Regions from separate parts of the Homo sapiens genome. Here region 1 is linked to region 2. Evidence: read pairs that join two places in POLR2A ChIA-PET (ENCODE). Cell type or tissue: GM12878. All regions are shown on one strand. Each heading gives the region's core, and the rest is flanking DNA. Links, peaks and the distances in the headings are about the cores only.

What was found. ChIA-PET counts read pairs that join two places held together with the same protein. Peaks named below come from ENCODE experiments on the same cell type or tissue, not always from the same donor. Only the 100,000 strongest peaks of a DNase experiment are listed, where the experiment ranks them.
Region 1: POLR2A ChIA-PET joins it to region 2 with 6 read pairs; 1 of 35 experiments calls an interaction of 5 or more read pairs at or near these places.

Annotation. Positions count from the first base shown.
Region 1 is chr10:23,009,580-23,016,075 of GRCh38, reverse strand. The region is part of intron 16 of ARMC3 (armadillo repeat containing 3); the gene reads right to left. The region is part of intron 2 of LOC107984215 (a long non-coding RNA gene); the gene reads left to right. Among named protein-coding and RNA genes, the nearest start is that of MSRB2, 83 kb to the left of the region's middle. In GM12878, for the core only: no CTCF peak of the experiment used is centred there; no DNase peak of the experiment used is centred there; H3K27ac peaks cover 200 bases.
Region 2 is chr10:22,701,826-22,708,321 of GRCh38, reverse strand. The region is part of intron 1 of PIP4K2A (phosphatidylinositol-5-phosphate 4-kinase type 2 alpha); the gene reads left to right. Among named protein-coding and RNA genes, the nearest start is that of PIP4K2A, 9.5 kb to the left of the region's middle. RefSeq lists an enhancer at 3,887-3,946. In GM12878, for the core only: no CTCF peak of the experiment used is centred there; no DNase peak of the experiment used is centred there; H3K4me3 peaks cover 1,667 bases; H3K27ac peaks cover 2,580 bases.

The DNA of each region.
Region 1 (6,496 bases), core at 1,198-5,197, 310 kb before region 2:
TGGGAACAAGGCGTTGTTCAAAGTAGAGATAGGATTTGTTCTGGGTAGTGTCTGATTGTGTGAGTGTGTGTGAGTGTGTGTATTTCTTTGTTGTCTGTCTTCTCACTAGGATGTAAGTTCTATGAAGGCAAAGGTTTTTGTTTACTGCTGTATCTCCAGCACTGGAACAATTCCAGGCACATAGAAGGCGCTCAATAAGTATTTGTTGAATGAATGAATTGTAGAAAAGAAGGTAAGAAGGTGTTTACATGTGACTAAGAGACAATATCTGTTTCTGAAAGACTTTAGTAGTCAAGATTTGGGGGAGGAAGCAACAACAGTTTAAGTTATGGGTAAAAAGAGGGTAGTGGGAAATTATTTTAAAAACAAAAATGTTTTAGGAAATCATTATCCTGTAGATCAAGATTGTGTGAGTGACAGAAGTATTAAATAAAGCATTTGCTGTAAATATCTAAAAGGCTCTAGACATGATCAGCATGGAAAGAGGATATGAAAAAGGAGACAGAAAAACAACTAACTTTTAAATGTGTGTAATAAACTCATGTTCAGTCAAGTGAACGTTCATGAAAACTGGTCTGAATACAAAAGAACAGTGTAGACAGAACTTATCACACATTTCACAAACAGATCTAGTGAATGCTATTTTTAAATGTTTACATTCAAATGTTCTCTATAAGGAAAAGCTTTAGAAGAAATGTTAGATATGTTGGTTTCGGTGAAGACTAAGGAAGGAGGAGAGTGGATAACCAGGGAACGAATTAATCACGTCTCCTATGAGTGTTTTGCCATTAAGGGGAGTACAACTAAAGCCTTCGAAACCAAAAGTAATATGGTGCCTGGTCACCCAGGAGACAGAGTTTCAAATTTACATGCTGCATGGTAATGAGATTCATCAGGAAAAAGAAATCCGTACTTCCCCTTTCTCTTCTCCATATTAGAACACTTCACATGTAATTGATCTTACTTCTTTCCCATCTCTTCTCTCCTCTCCCTTTCAAAAATGTAGCACTCCATGGTTCTCGATGTCTCATTATTCTGTCAGTATCTCTCACTTTTTTAATTTATTTTTTTCCTTTATGATCTTCTTTTAAATTTTTTTTTAACTTTTATTTTAAGTTCAGGGGTATATGTGCAGGTTTGTTACATAGGCAATTTGTGTCATGGGGTTTTTTTTTTTTTTTTTTTTGTACAGATTATCTCATCACTCAGGTATTGAGCCTAGTACCCATTCATTATTTTTCCTAATCCTCTCCCTCCTCCACCCTCCACCCTCCAGTAGGCCCCAGTGTGTGTTGTTGTTCCCCTCTATGGGTCCATGTGCTCTCATCATTTAGCTCCCACTTATAAGTGAGAACATACAGTATTTGGTTTTCTGTTCCTACATCAGTTTGCTAAGGATAATGACTTCCAGCTCCATCCATGTCTCTGCAAAGAACATGATCTCACTCTTTTTTGTGGCTGCATAATATTCCGTGGTGTATATGTACCACATTTTCTTTATCCAGTCGATCATTGATGGGCATTTAGGTTGATCCCATGTCTTTGCTATTGTCTCACTCTTTTTAACATAAAATATTCCCAATGGCTTTTCAGACGAATGCAGTTAAAATATTTTATTCTATTTCCAGGAGTCCAAAGTTTTAATAGTCATAAGACAAGAAGGGTTGACCAAAAGACAGGCAACAGGACAACAGGGCTATGGCTAATCTACCCCTCAATGGACCAAAGGCTAAGAAGGGAAGAGAGAAGGGACGCACATTGAGCCCCTAAGTGTGCTAGGTGATGGTCAGGCACTTTCCTGACACCATCTCTCCTCTTACAGCAGCTCTTTGAGGCAGGGATCATCATTTTCATTTACAATTCAGAAGACCAAGGCCCAGTTGTGTCTGAATCCAAAGTCTCTGTGTTCTCCTCATGCCAACAATCCTCTTAAATCCTAGGAGTGCTTCAGGGTTTATCTTGAAGTGGGGAGTGAGCTGCCAGAATGTGCAGAGGAAGAGGGAGAGTGAAGACAGTACAAAGAAGGAATAATTATTCTCATTTGTTTATATTTGTTCTCCCTGGACATACTGTAAAGGAGTCAAACATCTGTTCCTTTCAACAAACAGCATTCAATAATTAAAGTAATTTTTAATATTATTAATCAATAAATAATTTTTTACTGCCCCTGATGAGCCTGATACTATTCTAGGCTCTACGGATATAAAGATAAAAAAAAAAGCGTGGTCCCAGATCTCAAACAGCTCATTGTTCAGTAAGAAAGACAAATAAATCAACACAAATCAGTGCAGGCTATGGAAGAGATAGAATCCATTCACAAAGGAGTTTCAGTTTCATGGGATGACTAAGGGCTGTGTTCTGGAGATCTAATGTACAGCATGGAGACATTATATTATATTTAATAACACTGTATTGTACACATGACATTTGCTAAGAGAGTAGATCTTCAATGTTCTCACCATGAAACTACAAAAAATGAAAGAGAACTCTGAGGTGACAGAAGTGTTAATTAACTTAATCGTGGTAAACATTTCACAGTGTACACAGATATCAAAACATCATGTTTAAATGTACATAATAATTCATTTGTCAATTAAGCCTCGATAAAGTGAGAAAAAACTATAGCTAAATAATTAAAAACCCAAATTCACAAAAAAATGGGCACAAAATAAATGTTTATCCTGGTGTGATCAGAGAAGGCTTCACAAAAACAAAGCTGTAAAGAAAATAAAGAATGAATAGGAACTTGCCACAAAACAAGCAAGGCTATTCCAGGGTGGGCCATGCTTGGAGTATGGGCTTCAGCTATAAGATGAGAGGGAACTTTGTTTTAGGCAGAGTCATATGATCTGACTTTCATTTAAAAAGGTGTGTAGTGGCTGGCCATGGTGTTTCACGCCTGTAATCCCAGCATTTTGGGAGGCCGAGGCAGGCAGATCACGTGAGGCCAGGAGTTTGAGACCACTCTGGCCAGCATGGCAAAACCCCGTCTCTAATAAAAATAAAAATAAAAATAAAAATTAGCTGGGCATGATGGCACGCATCTGTAATCCCAGCTACTCGGGAGGCTGAGGCCCGAGAATTGCGTGAACCTGGGAGGCGGAAGTTGCAATGAGCCAGGATCACACCATTGCACTCCAGCCTGGTGATAGAGTGAGACTCTGTCTCAAAAAAAAAAAAAAAAAAGGTGGGGGCTAGCACCTCTGGGGGCACATGCATGGAGGACGGGTTTATGGAGGGCTATGCGAAAGTGGGAGGATTTACAGTACGATAAGGAGGTTGATGTGATTGAATAACATAAAGGCCTGAACTAGGGAAGTAAAAGTGAAAATGAAGGGAAGAAATAGATGTAGGAGAGTTAAGACATAGAGTGGATAGGACTGTCTTGGTCATTCCATATTGGGGATAAATGAGAAGGACTTCAAGATGGTTCCTAGGCATGGGTGATTGTATGGGAATATGATTAACATGAACAAGCACAGGGAAGAGAGGGGGAGGGAGCTTGGGAGCTGCGGTGAACAATGAGTTCAGGTTGGAACATATTGAACTTAAGGTGCCTTCAGAGTGATAGGGCAGAATACTCCACCAGGCAACTGGACACACAGGTCTGGACTCAAGAGAAGGGTCTCAGCTTTGGAGTGGGAGCTAAAACTATGGAGAGTAGGAACAGGAGTACTACTCCTGGAGAACATTGATATTTACGGTATTGCAAAGGATGAGAAGATAGCACCAAGGGCCAAAAAAGAAGGGATTTATCTATAGAACAAAGCGACATGGATCTAATGAGATCAAGATGTGAGTGTTTCACAGTTATGGAAAATATCAGTGTCAAATATCACAATAAAGCAAACTATAGCTGTGTGAAGATCAGCAGCTTGATATTCACAAGTACACAAAATGAGTTCCCACCCAGAAGGATTGCCCAAAAAATTTAGGATTAAGAACCAGATTGAGCTGTAAGAAAAATAAGACAATTGTAAAAATCCAAGAAGAGCAGAAGAACCAAAGATGAAAGCTGATGTGTTCATTCGTCTGGGTGAGGACCAGAGGGAAAGGTGCACTTTGATTGAGGGACTATATGTACAATAAGGTCCTGTGGCTGCTCATCAGTCAAGTGGCCTGTCCCTAGCAAGGGAGCAGAAGGCTGAGTCTTTCCCAGGGCCATAGCTGGGTGGACTAAAGGGGAACACTTGTCTCAGAGGCAGCTGACATTCTGGATGGCCTGTGAAAATAAGATTGCATCTCCTGAAAATGCACGAAGAGACAGAGAGAGATTGTATTTGATTGCTGCCAGGCTTTTGAACTGGAAGGCTGTTTTGGAATTGGGGCCAGATTTGGTCCCTTAGCAAACCAAGGTCACATGCAAGCTACAGTTAGAGGAGAGGCTGTAAAAAAAAAGCAAGCAAGGAAGCAAGTGCAAGTAAGTTACCATGCAGGTGGAGGGAGTAAGAGAGAGGGGAAGAGAGATGGGCAGGCCCTGCAGTTGTCACCTGTCCCATTGAGGACCCTCTGCATCCCTGCACTGAATTCCTTTATATCCTTGTATGGTTGGAGTGGGTTTTGGCTCCTCGAAACTTTTTAGTACAACAATAATAATAGCAACAGAAACTGACACTGGTTGAGTGTTTACCATGTGCCAGGCACCGCGCTAAGCATTTCACACGTAGTGACTTACTTGAGGCTTACAACAGCACTATGAAAATGGTTCTATTTTTATTTCAGTTTTACAGATGAGGAAACAGAGACAAAGAGAAGGTAACCCATTTGCTCCAGATGCATCATTTATAAGTGTGGAACTTGTCAGAAATAACCTTTTCCTGCCAAAGTTTGGATTTCTGTTCTTTTGAATAAATGTGAATGCCTATGAGTGCCAGCCAGGCACTGCGCTAAATACAGGAGATGAAAATAAACTATTCAAATTAGAACATTCCTTGTTCTTGAGGAGCTTTTAGTCCAGTGGGGAGAGGCTCAGAGAGGCCAAAGGGTAGGGCAGAGCAAAACAAAGAAAAGGACAAGGAATGGAAAGGAAAGGGAAGGAGAGAGGAGGGAAGGGAAGGAGAGAGGAGGGAAGGGAAGGAGAGAGGAGAAAAGGGAAGGAGAGAAGAGGGAAGGGAAGAACAGGGAAGGGAAGGGAAAGGAAGGAAGGGGGAGGGAAGGGAAGAAGAGGGGAAGGAAGGGAAGGAGTGGGAGGGAAAGGGAAGGAGAGGAGAGGCAAGGGAAGGAGAGGAGAGGCAAGGGAAGGAGAGGAGAGGCAAGGGAAGGAGCAGGGAGAGAGAGCAAAGGAGAGGAGAGGGAAGGGAAAGAGAGGGGAGAGAAGAGAAGGAGTGGGGAGGGGGAGGGAAAGGGAAGGAAAGGGGAGGGAAAGGAAGGAGGGGGAAGGGAAAGGAAGGAAGGGGGAGGGAAAGGAAGGAGAGGAGAGGAGAGGAAAGGGAAGGAGAGAGAAGATGGTAGGTCAGGGAATGGGAAGGAAGGGAGAGAGAAGGGAAGGGAAGGGAAAGAGAGGGGAGAGAAGGGAAGGGAAAAGAAGAGAACAGGGAAGGGAAGGGAGACAGGAGAGATGGGAAGGGAAGGAGAGGGGAGGGAAAGGAAGGAGGGAGGAGGGAAAGGAAGGAGGGAGGAGGGAAAGGAAGGAGAGGGGAGGGAAGGGAAGGGGTGGGAGGGAAAGGGGAGGAGAGGGAAGGGAAAGAGAGGGGAAGGAAGGGAAGGAAAGGGGAGGGAAAGGGAAGGAGAGATAAGAGGGTAGGTCAGGGAATGGGAAGGAAGGGGAGAGAGAAGGGAAGGGAAGGGGAAAGAGAGGGAAGGGAAGGGAAAGGAAGAGAAGAACAGGGATGGGAAGGGAGAGAGGAGGGAAGGGAAGGACAAAGAAGCGGAGGGAAGGGAAGGAGAGGGAAGCTGGAGAGAAGGGAAGAGAAGGGGAGGGAGGGAAGGGAAGGACAGGGAAGGGGAGGAGAGAGCAAGCAGAAGCTATGGGACTGGAACCACAGGGATGGATGAGTAGCAGTGATGAGAATATTGAGCAACAGAGACTCTAACAACAGAGAAGAAAGCCAGAGCAGAAAATAAAGCAGTCTGAGGATGAGGGCAAACCACTGCGTACGCCTTGGGAGACTTGGGGCCCAGCCTCCTTGGAAAGCAGGGGTCTGGTATCTGTTCCCCACAGCCTCCAATGCCACCGTGGCCCTTACAGGCTTAAGTCTACCATAACTCAATACAGTTTTTCAAAGAATCCAGGAAAGTTCTCATAGAAGAAGTATGTTTTAAAAATATGTAAACATGTGGGGCCGAGCAGGGTGGCTCATGCTTGTAATCCCAGCACTTTGGGAGGCCAAGGCAGGCAGATCACGAGGTCAGGAGTTTGAGACCAGCCTGGCCAACAGGGTGAAACCCCATCTCTAATAAAAATACAAAAATTAGCCGAGCATGGTGGTGCACACCTGTAATCCTAGCTACTTAGGAGGTTGAAGCAGGAGAATTGCTTGAACCAGGGAGGCAGAGG
Region 2 (6,496 bases), core at 1,232-5,231:
GAAGAAGAAACAGGAGGAGAAAACAGAGGTCGGCACAATTAGATGTTCCCAAGTGCTTGAAAGTCATGGCTGTGCTTGTGGTTGATTGCGGGTGGCTGTGAAAGCTTAAAGACTTAAGGAGTGAATGAGTGGAAGTAGAGGCAATTCCTCTTTTTTGGAAGGTAAGTAGAAGGAAGGTGAAAGATGCCATTTTGTTAGGAATCCCTGGGGAGTTTCCTTGAATCCGTCTCTTCGTTTCCATTCTCACTTCTGTCACTCCTAACCAGATTTGTTTCCCTCTTTCCTAGACTGATATTAAACCCCCCTAGCTTATTTCCCTGTGTCTGCCTTTATCCTCATTTCTTTTCTTTTTTGTACTAGGAACTCCTATGGCAGTCCAGTGAAGGCCATAGACTCCTCAGAATGAGGCTTTTAAAGGAATAAATGAAAATACAGAGGATATGTCCTAGCAAGTTCAAGGATCCTTTTAATTCTATCCATGGACCACTTGGGAGTTCATGGAACCCCATCAAGAACCCTTGCAAGAATAAGATGGGGATAGTGTGGGGTGAGAAAGTGGGGAGAGCACGCAGCAGCCAGGAAGAATTCTTGGGGGGGAACACGCATAGGCTGAATTGATTACCCGCCTGGGTCACAGTGCCTAGTACTTGGGATTCACAACGGTACCGTTAACCACTGAGCTGTGCTGCCTGGGCCAAGCTCAGGAATCATTCATTTCTTTGAGTTCTTTTATTTTCTTAGTCTTAAGAGCTGTTCTTCTTGGATGGACAGAGTATTAGCTGTTAACATGGGAGAAAACTACTTGAAAACCAGTTTTTCCCTTCATAGAAAGAAAATCATTGTTAATGTTCAGAGCATGTAGGGAGAGAACCAGTACATAATTTATTTAAGAAAAATGTTGTAGGGAGTTTTAAAACAGTAACTTACCTAAAGCTAAGCCTCACAATTCTAAATCTTTATAGTTTTTCAGCTACCTGGGCACAGTGATTAAGAGCTCTGGAGTCCTTGTTCGGTTGGCTATGTGACCTTGAACAAGTTATTTTGCCTCTCAGTTCCTTGATTATAAAAGGAGGTAATAATGGTACCTACTTTGGAAGTTTGTTATATGGATTAAATCAATTCATACTTGTAAGATGCCTAAATAGTTGCTGGCACATGGTAAGTTCTTAATGTGCTAGCTGTCATTATTACTATCCTTTAAAATAGAGACAGGGTCTTGCTGTATTGGCCAGGCTGGTCTCAAACTTCTGACCTCAAGCAATCCTCTCACCTCAGCCTCCCAAAGTGCTGGAAATAGAGCCTTGAGCCACCATGCCTATCCTATTTTTTTTTTTAATATCTTAAATGCTAAGAGGTAGCAAATTATCAGATTGTATGCTAAATCAATGGTTACTTTATCCTGTTTTGTAGTAGAACATCATCGTTGTTCTTGGCATCCTTGTGTATTTTTGAGTTATGAATTATCATTTTAGAATTACCCTTGTGCCCTTGCTTTGCTTTCTGTATCTATTTTGTTATGTTCTTTCTTGTATTTTTCACACTTCCACTAGCGATTAGGTTCTTTGAAGTGTCAGAAATCTAATTCACATCCATTAGTTGCAAGTTATGTCAGCTATTGACTTGATATTTCACCTTGTCTTTAAATATGGAGACACTGCAAGATGCTTCAGATGCAAAATGAATATATTGTGGACCTTGCTCTCAAATTGTGCATAACTACAGGGGACACAGACGTAAAATAAATATATGTGTAAATAACTACAGTGTCCAGAATGCTAGGGGTGGAAGGTATTAAATAGACCGTGCAGAACATTGAGCAAAGGCATGACGTCGGTGAAGGGCTTAGACATGAGGCAGTTTGGGAGAAGAGCATTTCAGGCGGAGGGGTCAGCTGGTGCAAAGGCCGTGAGGCTGGTGTTTGCTTGGCTTGTTATGGCAACTGCAGGAAAGCTGGCATGGCTGGAGCACAGCAAGAGGGGGATATAGTGGTAGGAGATCTGCCAAGGTGCTAACCAGGACTGGATCATGATTACTTCTGCCTGGGGGACTTGGAGAATCCTTGAGAGGAGGTAACAATGAGGAGGACCTTGAGGATTAGATAGAATCTCCCAGCTGCAGAAGATGGGTGATATGGTTTGGCTGTGTCCCCACTCAAATCTAATCTTGAATTGTACCCATAATCCCCAGGTGTTGTGGGTGGATCAGCTGGAGATAATTGAATCATGGGGGCAGTTTTCCCCATCGTATTCTCGTGATAGTTAGTTCTCACGAGACCTAATGATTTTAAATAAGGAGCTTCTCCTTTTGCTGGGTGTTCATTCTTCTGCTTGCTGCTGCCATGTGAAGAAGGATGTGTTTGCTTCCCCTTCTGCCATGATCGTAAGTTTCTTGAGGTCTCCCCAGCCCTGCAGAACTGAGTCAGTTAAACCTCTTTCCTTTATAAATTACCCAGTCTTGGGTATTTCTTCACAGCAGCGTGAGAACAGACTAATACAATGGGGAAAGGCATATGCAGCTGAGGGTCCGACAGCGGGCAAAACCAAGCAGAGCGGAGAATGTGAGTAGTTGGCTTTGGGTGTGGCCACAGTGGCAGAACCCAGTAACATGTTAGAAATGCAGAGCTTGGGCCTCTGCAGACCTGCTGGAGCAGAATGTACATTTTAACAAGACATGTTGATCGTCAGCATATTTAAGTCTGAGAAACACCCATCAGGGTAAATCTTTGGTTTCAAGCCCTGAGATTCCTTAGATGTGCCTCAGGGGCTGGTGGGAGGGGGCCAAGCTGGTGGGGGAATTTAGGCCTACCTCAGTTTCCTCCAGAACAGCCTTGTTTTTGTCCTCATTGTCATCTCTCTGTCCTTTTTTTTTTTTTTTTTTTTTTTTTTTTTTTTTTTTAACTGGGGTACTGAATATAATACGTAAAGGGGGTAAAAAAGATCCTGCAGCCAAGAAAATTGAAAACCACAGAGGAACATAAAGGGAGTGTCAGGAGATGGTTGAAAGAGTAGTTTGAGGCCACCTTTGAAGGGCCAAGTGGTTGATGTTTGCCAGAGAAAAGCCAGCAGTTCTGACCAGGGTTACTTTAAAATTTGCCACAAATCTCAAATGACACTCGACCCGGAAGTGTTACTGCCTCCTTTAATATGTTCTCCACTCTCTGAAGTCATTTCTTCCTTTTCACTTCTCCTTGAACTTCACCTAGTGTCCTGTCCCCCACTTCCCCCACCCCGTCCTTCCCTCAGCATATAACCTCATTTAGAAAGCATTGAACAAATAGAAGCCGTCAGCTTCCACTCTTCCCACCATCCCATCTAAATTTTGGACAGCTGGGTCCGTCAGTCTACAGACATGCTGGAGGGGCTGCCCTGCCTGGTTTTGTAGCTGCTAGCTATATATGGCAATTTAAATTTCAGCTAATAAAACTTAAAATTCAGTTTCTCATATCAAGTGCTCACTAGCCACATGTGGTTAGTGGTTACTGGATTGAACAGTGCAGATATAGACGATTCCCACCATTGCAGTGTCTTCCACTGACATGGCTCACCATTCCGGGGCCGCCCATCTTGAAAGCAAAATAAACTACAGTAACAGCAGAAGCTCTCCTTCACCCTTAGTCTCTCATTTTAGTGTCTTCTCGTGTTTTCTGTTCCTTTTTTTTTTTTTTTTTTTTCAGATGAGGTCTTGCTTTTTGGCCTGGGCTGGAGTGCATGGTGCAATCATGGCTCACTGCTGCCTCAAACTCCTGGTCTCAAGCAGTCCTGCTTCAGACTCCCTAAGTGCTGGGATTATACATGTGAGCTACCACACCTGCCCTGTTCCTTTTCATAGCAGGAGTGAAAAGCCTTGTCTAAAGCTGAGGTCTCCTATTTCTATAGAGACACCGTACCTGGCAACCGTCAACTTACCTGCGATGATCTCCTTAACTTACCCCAATCTAGCTTTCACCTCCAGCACACCTAGGAAACTGCTCAAGTCAGCATCACTGGCAGTGCTAACATTTTCAAATGCAGGGGGCTCCTTTTTTTTTGTCTCTTGTTTTCCTTCTGCTTCACTAGCCACTCCTTAGGTGCAGGCTCCTCTTTTGCTCAGTCTGGAAATGTTGGAATGCCCCAGGCCTGTGTCCAGGATCATCTTCTACAATTACATTTACTTTACCTACATGATTTCATTTAGTCTCATGGCTTTTTATACCATTTTACAGTCATGATTGAGAAATTTTTAACTTCAGCTCTAACTTTCCTCTTGGGCTCTATATGCAGTTTCTTACCAGGTATCTTCACATGAATAACTAATAGACATCTCAGATGTCCCAAGCAGGCCTCTTGATTTCCTCCCTGCACTCTGCCCCGTCCCCTGTCATAACTTAAACTGGCCTCTTCCCGTCTCAGAAAATGGACCACCATAGACCCAGGTGCTCAAGCTTAAACGTAGGGAGCAACCTTGATTATGCTTTTTTCTCCCCACTCCTTCTCCACATCCAATTTTTGAGTCCCGAATCCACATGCTTTCTATTTGAATCTTCTTTCTCAGGAACACTGTGGTAGCCTCCTGTTTGGTCTCCCGGCATTCAGTTTTGCCCTGTTTCAGTCCACCTTGTCTGCAGCAGTGGCAGAGGAATCTTGCTAAACTGTAGATGATTTCATGTCATGTCCTCAGTTAAACCTTCCAAAGGCTTTACATTGCATTTAGAATAAAATCCAAACCTTTTCTGACCTGCAGGATCTTACTGGCCTGGGCCCCACTTTCCTCCTTGCCCTCATCCCATAACACCCTCTTCATGATTCCTATGTTCCAGCTGCCCTGCGCTTTTTCTGTTCCTAAAGGCAAGCTCAGAGCAGCCACAGTTCTTCAGTCTTTATTTTTCTCTTCGTCGGGAATGTTTTTCCCTCTTTTATTTATTTATTTTTTTATTTGAGACAAGGTCTCGCTCTGTTACCTGGGCTGGAGTGCAGTGGCATGGTCATAGCTCACTGCAGCCTTGAAGTCCTGGGCTCAAGCAATCCTCCTGCCTCAGCCTCCTATGTAGCTGGGACTACAGGTGTGCACCACCATGCCTGGATAATTTTTATAATTTTTGTAAGAGATGGGGGGTCTCGCTGTGTTGCCCAGGCTGGTCTTCAACTCTTGGCCTCAAGTAATCCTCCTGCCTCAGCCTCCCTAGGTGCTGGGATTAGAGGCATGAACCACCATGCCCAGCCTGCCCTCAGATCTTTGGATGGTTGGCTCCTATTAGTTATTTTAGTCTCTTAGCTAAGGGGTTGCCTTCTCAGATGGCCTCTCTGACCTCCTAAGCTAAGGGAGCCCCTCCACTATCATACTGTTATTTTCTCTGTGACACTTAACACTGTTTGAAACTGAGTTGTGTACATTTTTATTGCTTATCTCCCTCAACTAGAACAATAAGTTTCATAGCAACTGAGACTTTTTCCTATTTACTAGGTGTATCCCTGCATCTAGAACAGTGTGTTTAGATAGTAGGTGCTCAGTACATATTGTTGAATGAATGAGTGGGGCTGGGATTCTAAACCGTAGGCCATTAGTTCTCAGGTGGTATACCATGAGGCCTCCCATATTCAATTTTCATAAACATAGAAAGTTGACTTTTGTTATAATCAAGCATAGAGCATTTTAGAGCATTTTGCTGAGCGGGTTGTGCAGTGTGTTAGAGAGTGGGGAAAAACTTGCTGCAAATTGGTGATAAGAGGTATGGGGTAACTGCAAGCCAGTGCCAAAGAAAGAGGTTATGTTTACAGCAGCATGCAAGAACTGTGTCTTGTGAACACGACAGAAAAGGTTCAGAAAGTAAACAACTTCTTTCAAACAGTGTCAGATGTTGAAGGGCCGCCAAGTGAACTGCGTGAAGACTATGAATGCATTTCTAAGTAATCTGAGATATTATGTTAGAAGAGTGTGCTGCAGTGTTATTACTGACTTGTTCTTTTAATGGCTTCAGACATGCCTCTAAAAATTGTAGTATTCAGAAGTGTACCATAAGTTAAATTTAAGATTGCATAAACATTGTAAGAATAGGGATAATGTCAGTATCTCAGTCCTTTGTGGGTCTTTTTCTATTGTGTATTGTTTCTGCTGGTTCTTCTTCATGGTGCCTTGTTGCCATTTATGTTTGGTTCATTTTGGCTCTGAGCTGCTCACTTCCTTGGATAGTCATTCAGGGAACATTCTTCAAGTCTTAAGATAAAGATGTATCCTTCCAGAGAGAATTGTTTGTTTTTGCCACATGGCTAGGGATACTGGAGACCAAGACCATTTGAAACTAAATTCACAGCTTGGAATTTTTTGGACCTCATGGTGATATAAAATTGGGCTGCAGTCCCTGGGGTGGCATGGTTTTATTTTTGGTAGACCCATTGTAGCCTTATGGAGAAAAGGTTTCCTATTAGACTTCACACCTTGGGTGGGCCCTAGTCTTTGTCTTCTGTTCCTGTCAACCCATGAGGCCATCAAAGCCCTTAGAGCCAAAGTGGCTTCCATGACT